Regions from separate parts of the Mus musculus genome. Here region 1 is linked to region 2. Evidence: chromatin loops called from intact Hi-C (ENCODE). Cell type or tissue: left cerebral cortex. All regions are shown on one strand. Links, peaks and the distances in the headings refer to the core of each region. The heading gives the core; the rest is flanking DNA.

Region 1 (5,383 bases), core at 153-5,152, 130 kb after region 2:
ATAACTGTTCCTACAGATTGGCTTGACAAATTGCCTTCATGTGACATTTAACAGTTTACTAAGAATATTATAGACTGTCTGAGAAGTCTATTTTCAAATTCACAGTCAAGGAAGTACTTCACTCTGCTACTCTTGATTTAAATGGTATTGACTCAGTGCCCACCCAAAGTGTTGAGCAGTAATGGGGCTCATCAGTGGGGTCAATCTGGAAGGGGGCTCATCTGTGGGGTGGATCTGGAATGGTGCACATCAGTGGCATTGAGCTGTAATGGGGCACATCTACAAAATGAAAGTTCAATAGCTTTAAGTGGCTATGTCTGCTGGGGAGGCAACTGCAGGTTGTTGGAAGGTAACTAACAATATGGCAAATAGTAACTAACCATCAAACTCCTGTTATAAGTGACTTACTATGAAGATCTTATATGAATACACTTATCATCCTCCTTTGTAATAATAATAATCATTGAAATAAAACATAAAGAACTAACAAAGACACTTGAGTCTGTCTTTCAATATCCCTTTAAGATACTAACTACACAAAGGAAAAACCCCAATACACAGCCTAAGGAGGTGGTGAGCATCCTACGTGTTCTTCCTAAGTGTCCTCCTTGGTCCCATTCCACTGCTGTGCTACTGTAGCTAAGCGCACAACTCAAGGCCAGACCCCCAGAGTCTGAATTCTGATTCTGGATTTACATTTGCAGTTTCCAGCCAGACAGGTGCCTTGTGTTTCAGTTTAGTGTATAAAACAGGGTAACTAGAGTGTACTAGACAGTGCAGGGCTGAGCTAAGACTTTTCTTCCTGACTCACAGTAACCTGGAAGAAAACGCTTGAACATCTCACTGTTACTCATTCCTCTATTCCCACCAATACAGACAAATGTATGTTCCCCGTGGCACACTAAATTCAATAGAGTGGGTTCTAGAAAGAATTGGTCTTAACAAAATCCAGTCTCCAATATACACTACACCCTTGACATAAAACCCCGGATGCTACTCATGTTGCCCTTGGCTCTGCCTTAGAACTTCGGAGGTCAGCTGAGTAATATTATCATGCAAATGTCTGAGCCATTTGTCACTTCCCACCTTTGCTTGTACTCAGAGACATGAAGCTTGTTAGCAAGCAATTCTTCAAACACACATTTTACTCTTACACATGTGTGCCTTGTCTCCCTCAAACCTATTGCCTCTACTATTTCTAGCTGTGTCTCTATGATAGAAGGGACTGATAAATTAAAAAGCTGTAAATATAAAAATATTATAGTTATTAAAATACATTTCATTATTGACACATGTAATAATGGAGTATAAAATTATAGCTTGTATAAAGTATTCATTTATGCTTGAGGCAGCGTTTACTTGTGTTTTCTTGCATATCCAACATGCCTAATGTAATATAGTTTAACTAATTCTAGTAATTTTTACCCAGCAATGTTTTTTAGCTACCTTTTCCAATTCACAATTATTCGTATTTTGCTAGGCAGACTCAGGTTCATTTCAGCAAGCCCTTTCAACAAGGGACCTCTGTATTTGCATTTGAAGTCAACTGTCAAGCAAGCCAGGTTTAAACTGGTTTAAACTTAAAAAAAAAAGTTAAAGATGAAAGACCTGTAATATTAACATATATTATTCAAAAATACTGTGATTGACTGGCTAGCTAGCGTTGGGGTGGGGAGCAGATGCCTAGCATTCTAAGGGGGGGGGGCATGTGTGTCTCCTTATTAAAGCACTCATTCAAAATAAAGAAAATTCATGAGAGAAATACATGTTCTATGGCATCTAAGAAAACCTGCCACATTGCTTTACTCTTACAGTGTGTCTGAGGAACCCCAAACAGCGAATGAGCCCCTTTACAGACACCAAGTGCTGGTCATACTACCAGAGCGCCAACATGGCCATTCTCTGCCTAATTTTCACTTGGGCTTGATCAAATTCAGGATCATTTGGTTTCTTTTGAAAGATTATAATCTACAAAACACCAGATAAAATAATTACTTTAAAATTTTACATACTATTTTACTCTGTTTAATGAAAATCAGTTTGTGGGCGGCACCAACATCATTACTTCTTTCCATTCTCCAGCTCTATCCTTGGGTCTGGAGAGATGACACAGCAGTCATAGGCAGCTCTTATTGGAGGAACTGGGCTCAGTTCTCATCACCCACATAATGGCTCGCAGCCATCAGTAACTCCAGATGCAAGGGATCCAGTGCTTTTTTTTCTGGCTTCTACAGGTACCATACATGCATGTGGTACACACACATACATGCAGGCACCACATTCATACACACAAACCAAAAATAACTTAAAAACCCTTTATCCACCCTCTTCTAAAAATCTAGTAATCTTTGTACATCAAGACGATAGTGAAAAATATAGGGAAACTATCTGTAAAAAGAGAGAGTAGACTGTTGCCGGTGTTTCTCCATTGCTTCTGCCTTCAGGTCCCTGCTTGAATTCCAGCCCTGACATCCCTGGATGATAGGCTATGATGTGGAAGTGAATAAAGTGATGAATGTGTTTCTCTGATGGTACTTGTAGGTTTCTATACTTCTTGGAATATTAATCTCAAATGTTAAAAACATTGCCCATTTCAAAGCTTCCCATGAGCCTTTCTAGAATCGGAAATAGTAACAAATATAATATTAACCCAAAGTCACTGAAACCTATTCTTTTATGAAAATAGTTTTTTTTTTTTTTTTTTTTTTGTTACAAGGCAGATCCATTAAAAAACTTCTAGTTTAGATGCACTAAGTAACTTGCCAATGGATAATACACACTCAATGCAAAGCCAACAGATCTCTCCGAAGTGTTCATGTACTCTTGGTATCAATATAATGTCAATATTCTTCTAGTTTTTTACACACATGAATTTGTTTCATCAGCTTTGTTCTTTATTTAAAAGCAAGTGTTCATGTATTGACTTATGTGGAAAGAGTGGGGTTTCTTCCATAACCTCCCACAATAGCATGCAGTGCTCTTTTTAGTTGAAGCAGCCTTCTGCATTTAAGTGTGAAGCCTGAGAGTGAAAAGGCTTTGATGGTTCAGAATCCACAGCACTTGCTTCTGAGAAGCATTTTCTAAATGCATGGCACCATCAAGAGGCAATAGCTTGTACTGCCACTGTAATAAGAACCTAGGGTTTGCTCTCAAAAGGTAGAGGAGCCTGCTTTGAACAGTCATTCCCACACCCTATTGTATTACAGACTATACAGTCTTTAGCTCCTCACAGCCCTCAAGTACAACCATGAAATTATTGCTAGCTGTAACCTTCCCTCCATACTCCTTTCCTGCCCATCTGTCTCAAATAGGAGAAGAAGAGGGCAAAGACATGACAACTCTTCCTTTCAGTTCCCAGAGGATAACTGGCAGACCTAACTTGTTAAAGATTGATTCCTTCAATATTTAAGGAATGCCTTCATATGTGCCATCAGTTTATTTGAAAGATGAAGAGAGCAAACTCTTACTTTGTTCTCCAATGAGCCAAGGTGATCTGATGATTGATAATATTCTACATATCACCCAATGGTTATAGGTTTATTTATTTACAGACCAAGGAAGACTGTTTACTTAGAAGCATAGCTTATTTGGGTATAGACAGAATTGTCAACCTAATTCTGTTCTGCCCAATGCTATGTATTTAATTTCATCTACTTTTTTTTAAAAGATTTATTTATTATTATATATAAGTACACTATAGCTGTTCTCAGATGCACCAGAAGAGGGCATCAGATCTCATTACGGATGGTTGTGAGCCACCATGTGATTGCTGGGATTTGAACTCAGGACCTTCGGAAGAGCAGTCGGTGCTGTTAACCACTGAGCCATCTCTCCAGCCCCTTCATCTGCTTTTAAAAAAGTTTTTCTTAATGGAAGAAAGTTTAGAATGACTACTTGGCTATTATTTATGTTTTGCATTATATTTCTAAGCTGGATCTATCAGTCCATGAGAGCGGATGAAGACAAGGAATTGGGGCAGGGTGGGGCAGTAATCACTGGCTACTTCAAATGCAGAAGCTGAGAAAAGGTTCTGTGGGAATAATTCAACACTCGGTCTGGACCTTCAGAGGAAATCTAGTAATTATTATTCTATCTCAGAATACCAAAAGGCAGCCATCTTTAAAATTAACCTGGGCCACTGAGCTTATTTGTTTCATAGACCAACTCCTGGCTCACTTCCCAGCAGTCCAAACATTTTTAAATACTAAAAGCACGTCAGGATGTAGCAAGCGGAAGAGCCATGTCAGGAAGGAGACTGTGGTGGTATGTGTGTGTTTGTGTGTGTGTGTGTGTGTGTGTGTGTGTATGTGTGTGACTTCCATACTTAAGCCTGCTTTTGTGTTTCAATGACCTTCTTGGTAAGATTTTAAAAGGTTAATACCACAATTAGATAAAAATGACTATTCTCTTAGCATTGAATGTTATACCTTTTTCTATCCAACCAAGAAATGTTGCCAAATTTAATTTGCCCCAGCTCTGGCACCAAGGTTTTAGATGCTTTAAGCTGTTTTTCAGGGACCGGGGTGATAAGCACACAAAAGAGCAGGAACAAAAAGAGACGCCCAACACACTGACAGGTAATGTGTCTTTGGCCTTCCTCTCCACCCTCCCCACCCGCCCTGTGCTCACCAGTTTTGGATCCCTATAGAACTCTGTCTTCATGACAAAACTGAATAATGTTAACCATAATCTCTCTGATCCTTGAAATATGATCTGCATTTGGATATTGGAAAACAAGCAAATGAATGGCATAAAACACAAACATTTCTCATATGTGTTGATTTACACTGTCATTTCATTTTGGAACCATCAGGTTTATGGTCTGTTCAACAGTATATAAACAAGATTCTGAAACCCACTGGTACCCAGAGCCTCAGTTCTCATAAGACTCTGAAAAGCACCAATCCTGATTCAAACAAACAAAGCCACCAAAACTCACCAACAAGCAACAACAACGAAGAAAACCACCAACACAACAAAACAAAATGACAACAAAGAAAATAATTCACAATGGCTCATTTTGATTGTCAACTTGACTGAAATGACAGACATCTAGATTTAGCAACATGTCTGGCTGTGCCTCCGTGGGCATTGCTAAAGATTTCTGGCATATAGGACAACTGCAGGGTAAAATTTCCCAATGAATATTGGTAGCACCTTCTAAAAGGCTTGGGGCCCCAGTGGGACAAACAGCTAAAGAAGGAAGAAGCCAGTCGGTTAGGCTCAGCTCTTCCTGGGCGAGAGCATCTTTCACTGTTGTCATCACCCACAGATATCAGATCCCAGCTTCTTCAGCCTTTCAGCAGGAGCGCACACCAGACAACTTTACAGGAGAGCTTCCGGGCCCTCACCCTCAGACTGGAGATCATCATTAGTGTCCCTT
Region 2 (5,383 bases), core at 321-5,320:
ACTGCAAATACAGTGCATTCACATATTTTTCTCCTTAGTTCAATGAGGCAAAAAAGATAATAATGTTTGGTTATCTATTTTCTCCCTGTCCAAATACACATCTTAATTCTTAGGCCATATGTGTGTCCTGCTACAAGCTACTGCAACGTGATCTTCCAGAAACAACACTAGACCTTTCAGGGCAAAAGGCAGGCACCTGGCCCATCACTTGCACCTGGAGAGGTGTATAACACACTTTTATGGCAGTATATTCCACACTAAACACAAATGTGTAAAAACTTTAAAAAATGGGATTTTATTCTCACATGTGTGGGCTCGTTTTCACACACAAAAGTCTGTGTCACCTTGACCCCACCTTAACCTCCAAAGGCTCAATATACAAAGACCCAGGAGCCACCAAAGTGGCTCAGCAGATGAAGGCTCTTGATGGCAATCCTGGTGACCTGACCTTAACCCTTACAGAATAGGAGAGAATCAGTTCCCACAAGTTGACTTACACACATGTGCCATAGTATGTACACACACACACAAATAAAAATATAATTGTAATAAAACCCTCATGACTGCCACTTCGCCTCCCCCACCCTTGTGTGCTCACCTCGTCTTTTCATGCTATGCAGTCCCTCCCCATCATTGAACACTCACGTGACCTTTCTCTTATTCTCCTCCTTTGCTTTGCCTAGGAAAGCCTTTTAATACCTGTCACTTTGTCCAGAGACCAAACTCAACGTTCTGTCCCCAACAATAAGAGGACAGCAAGGAAAATAAGCTAAACCTCAGTAAAATTCTTCTACTCTAGCATTTTCTTCCTTAGGGACATACTCTGAACGTGCCTCAGCTTAATAACTGAATGAAAGGGCACGTTTTACTAAATATAATTTTGCATCTATTTGTGCACAATTCTACTTTTCAGTCATACTGGGTATAGCATTAAAGAAGCCCCTTCAGCAGCAATAGCTCCAAAGTCCAGCTAATCCTCTACTCCTGGGATCGTGAGAGTCTCTACTACGATGTTAACAGTGATAATGTGAGTATCAGACGTGATGTTGAAGAATGCTTAAAGGAGAATTACCCAACAATCACCATTTAATACCACAGAGTCCATATCCACAGCCAGACCCTGCAAGCTCCCCACAGAAGTGCGGTTTATGATACTGGTTTGAATGGAGTCCTTCAAGATGGCCGCCACACACTCCTCACAGAAGATGTGGCCCTTGGCATGTGGCATAACAAACACAATCCAAAAGTGGACCAGGAGACCGCCTTTGTTGTTACTGCTATAGTAAAAAGAGAGAAAGAAATGTTCAAGGCTACATTATAGAATGCAGACATGCCCAGGACCATAGAAACTGACAGATTCAAGGTCACTGAGCACACGTTTCAAATGAACCTAATGCCCTTCCGTAGGTTGTCTTTCAACCTGCTGTAAGGATTTGAAAGAGAAAACCCATGCTATGTGTGATCTAATCATTGTGTGGGATTCAAATCTGGAAACATTACTGCACAGCTGCATCTCCACAGAGATTCCCCTAAGGGTATCCAACCAGAAGTTACTACCCAATTCAGTGTCTCCACCCAGTGTTAAATCTGCTTCATGCAATTGACCTATTAACATTCCACTTCTGCAGATGAGAAAATTGTGGACAAGTATAGTACAAATATCACACAGCCAATATGAAGTGGATCTAAAAACAGAGTCCAATTTTCTTTTCAATATGACAGTGCTCTGCAGTAAATAACTTTGGGAATGCAAGTTAAGGAAAACAAGTAGTTTGATTCCCTCGAAGGTGTCTCAATACCTTTACTATACTCCTGGAGATTATGAGTCTCTGCAGCTATACTGGGGGTGGAGACATGTGGCTGTAGTAGACAGAGCACAATTTTTCCTAAATAAATATTATTTTACCATGAGATTCTTTTTTCTTCTCAGACAATACCTAGTGGCCAGTTTTTCACTGAACGTGTTTTGGAAAGTAGTGGCCTGTGCCTTATTCCTGTATCTATCATCCACCCACCATGGTGTCCATGTTTGTGAACATTTTCCCTAGCATGGCTGGAATTGGGATTACATCTAGGTGGAGAAAGGCAGACGTGGTAAATTTAAAACAAACTTGGTGTGACAGCCCAGCTGAGAGTTGGGTCATTAGTTTTGCTAAAGGGGGTATTCACCACCAACAAATTATCTCTGAGTTGGGGATTTTATTGCAAGAATGGTAAGAATTCCTGAAGCAGGGGCATACATTACCTGACGTCTGCAACCACAGACTGCTTATAAAATTTGGAGAAAGCAGATGTTGTATAAACAAGGTTTACCTGAAAATAAAGAGATTAACTTAATTCTTTCAAGCTTGTTTTTCTTAGGGCCACACTCCAACAGCTAGTAGAGGGGAAAGCAGGCTTCAAACAGAAGGCTTCTAACTCCAAACCCAGACAGTATCTCTTGGTTTTAATTCAGTCCTTACTTCTGAAGCAGTTCTTAGAATTGTCAGTTATTCTTACCCATTTTTTCTGTTTAAAGTCTGTCATCGAGTTTAACTTCTGGGTTCTTTCAATTCCTTTTATTAGTTTTCTCCGTGGTTTTAAAAAAAAAAATCAAACTCATTTTATCTATAGCTTCAGATCTGCTTATTCTCGAGGATAAGTTCCAATATTAGCCACAAGGCGGCGCGTGGTGCCCACAGTCGGGCCAACTGTCCCCAGACCAGCTGACCCAAAACTCAAAGGAAACCTTTTTCAGTCAACTTAACCTTCTTTGTCTTCAACTTACCCTCTTTGTCTTCACTTAGCTTTCCTAAAGCTAAACTCATTCTCTTCTCAAAATACCCACCCAGATGCCCAAATCCTAAAAGTTCTATAATATTGTGGAAAATAATATAACGATTATAAAGTTTAAAGTAACCACACACCACACACACATACATTGCCTAAACCTGTTGGGCCTCCATTGGTTTGGTTTATATTCTCCCTGCCTGCATCATATCCATAATTTGAGGCATAATCGCTGCAGGTATATGCGAGGTGAAGGATTTCCAGCTGTAGCTCTTGGCAGTCAGTAAGAAGTGACCTGACCATGGCTGTCACTTTCAAACCCCTCCTCATTTCTTGCTGCAGTGAGGTCATTGGCAACCCTCTGCATTGCTGCAGAGGTCCAAGTTAGCAGAAGCTTTCCCAGTGTCCCTCTGTGCCAGGAGCCCTGAATAGACTTTTCTCCTAGATGCTTTTAGAGACTCATCTGTGGGAGTGAGCAGAGTTGTGCATAATTCATGACAGCGTTGATTCTGTATTATGTATAATGTAAAAAAATAACTAGAGAACAGCTTAAATGTCCAATAAAAAGGGATTTGTTAACTTTGGGACTATTAACACTTGCTTTTAAAAGAACATTGGCTTGCATAGGAAGTCTAAAAGTCAATGCTAAGAGAAAAACATCACTCTATAACAACAACTGAGAATACTCCAATATCACAGGGCCCTCATGCCGTTGTAGGGCACAATAAGAGCTTTGTCTCTGGAAATAACATTGAAAACTGATGATTTACTTTTAATACTCTTCCAAAATTTAGTAATTTTACAGTATTCATTATTTGAATAAAAAGCACATTTCTTTTAAACATAAAGAGATGGCCAGGGTGATGCTGAAATAAATATGTAGAAATTAATGGGTATGTTTGAACTTCAGAACTGGAAGCTGTTTTAAAGATCACATGATATCCTTTATTTCACACAGGAGAAAAATAGAAGTTGAAAGAGCTATCTGAATGTGGTTGTGTCTTACAGTGAAGATGGACAGAACAGAGAGAAAAAAAAGGCGCGTGTATCTTAAAGCACAGATGAACTAAAATTTATGTTTCCTTCCAGCAGCTTTCTTTCTGCATCCTGTCTTCTATTTCCTAAACCCAGTGAGCCAGGGCATTGAAGAAACCCATCCCTTCCAACCCCCGCTCCTGTGGTCCCCACCCTCTTGCCCCTGCACCCATGTCCTTACCACTTGCTGTACTGTCTTTGCCATGGAGAGAAATTCCCTAGACTCCTTCTGCCGGTACTCAGGAAGGAACTCAATGTTGGTGATGCGGAACATTCCAACAAAATAAAAAGCATCTTTGCTCTCTGTCTTACCTGAAAAACAAGAGAGAAGGCGGGGAGGTTGGACAGCTAAGCGATGTCTGATGCACGTTGGCAGGAGTCTCCTAAAACGATTTCAGCTTAGGCAAAACAAGTACTTTAGCGCATATCAGAATCTGTAAAACTCAAGAACAGACCTAGTGGCATTTTTTTCCTTCAGCAGCCAATCATCCTAGCTCTTATCTACCCAGCTTATCTGCTACTGGCAAATACTTCAAGGCAAGATTCAAAGGTAAAAGCTACATTTCTTGGAGTTTATTCTGGTGTCTCTAGCGGGTTAATAACACACACAGCTCTCATGGGTTCCATGTCTGCAAGCTGTAAAGTGGTAAGGGGCATGCACCCTCAGGCTGGGCTACAGTCAGCATGGTGGGGGAAGAGAGGAGAAACCTCCTGACTGTTTGGAGCTTCCACTGAGCTACTGGCTGACTTGTGGACCTAATAGGCAGCAATAAGTCCACGCTTCTTACTCTACCCAACATATGGAGCCCTGATCCTTACCAATATGGCCTTCAGCTCAGCGTGGGGTCACTCCTACTCAGATCTGCTCTGGGAACTGTAAGACTAGGTTTCTTGGCATGAACTTTGCTGACAGATGGACAGAGGCAAGGCTGGCTGCATCTACATGGGCTCAGGGTCCAGGAGAAAAAAGAGGGTGGCTGGGGGAATTGGAGTCTAGCCCTCTTGCTCTACCTCCTCCCTCACAGTGCTGGGTGTTGAACAGGTGGTAGGCAAGCACTATAGCAATGGATCACAGTCTCCTCTTCGTTTCTAATTTCTCTCTCCTGTCTCTGCAGCATCTTATGGACATGGTTTTATTTTATTGATATATATTTATTGATTCCTGCATTCACTGCCATGCAGGGAACCATGGCCCTGCAGGTAGGAGTTAAGCACTCTCCACTGGGCTATGCTCCTCCCATCCATTGGTCTTTTAAGACTAGTCTCTCAAGGATAACACAGGCTGTCCATGAAATTCCAATCTTCCCACCTTCATCTCCTAAGTGCTAGAATTGTAGTCCTGTGCTTCCATGACAGGCTTCTCACAGGCTTTGTAACTCCCTTCCCTGTGGCTGTCACCCCTGGGCAGCAGTCTTAAGCGCTCTGAGGGAATGCAAGGCAAATCACTGTTTTATCTCAACCTCCAAAATAGTTAAGTCCCTGATTTACCTTTGACCTCAAGACATTTGGTGGAGAAGAAAAAGAGAGAGGGGTAGCAGAAATAGAGAAAGAAAATCTTCTGGTCAACATAAGGCCTCCC

The links. Peaks named below come from ENCODE experiments on the same cell type or tissue, not always from the same donor. Only the 100,000 strongest peaks of a DNase experiment are listed, where the experiment ranks them.
Region 1: a loop joins it to region 2, with 2.6 times the contacts of the local background. A loop is called at or near these places in 4 of 42 quality-filtered maps.

The regions. Positions count from the first base shown.
Region 1 is chr16:45,813,781-45,819,163 of GRCm38, forward strand. The region is part of intron 2 of Phldb2 (pleckstrin homology like domain, family B, member 2); the gene reads right to left. Among named protein-coding and RNA genes, the nearest start is that of Gm52249, 21 kb to the left of the region's middle. In left cerebral cortex, for the core only: CTCF peaks have their summits at 3,104 and 3,730 (motif pointing right); DNase peaks (open chromatin) are centred at 2,175 and 3,090.
Region 2 is chr16:45,682,326-45,687,708 of GRCm38, forward strand. It overlaps Tmprss7 (transmembrane serine protease 7), which reads right to left. Exons shown (of 18, transcript NM_172455.3): 3 at 3,986-4,116; 4 at 2,246-2,313; 5 at 1,084-1,277. Among named protein-coding and RNA genes, the nearest start is that of Tmprss7, 8.6 kb to the right of the region's middle. In left cerebral cortex, for the core only: a CTCF peak has its summit at 2,649; DNase peaks (open chromatin) are centred at 2,669, 3,186, 4,182 and 4,711; H3K27ac peaks cover 2,307 bases.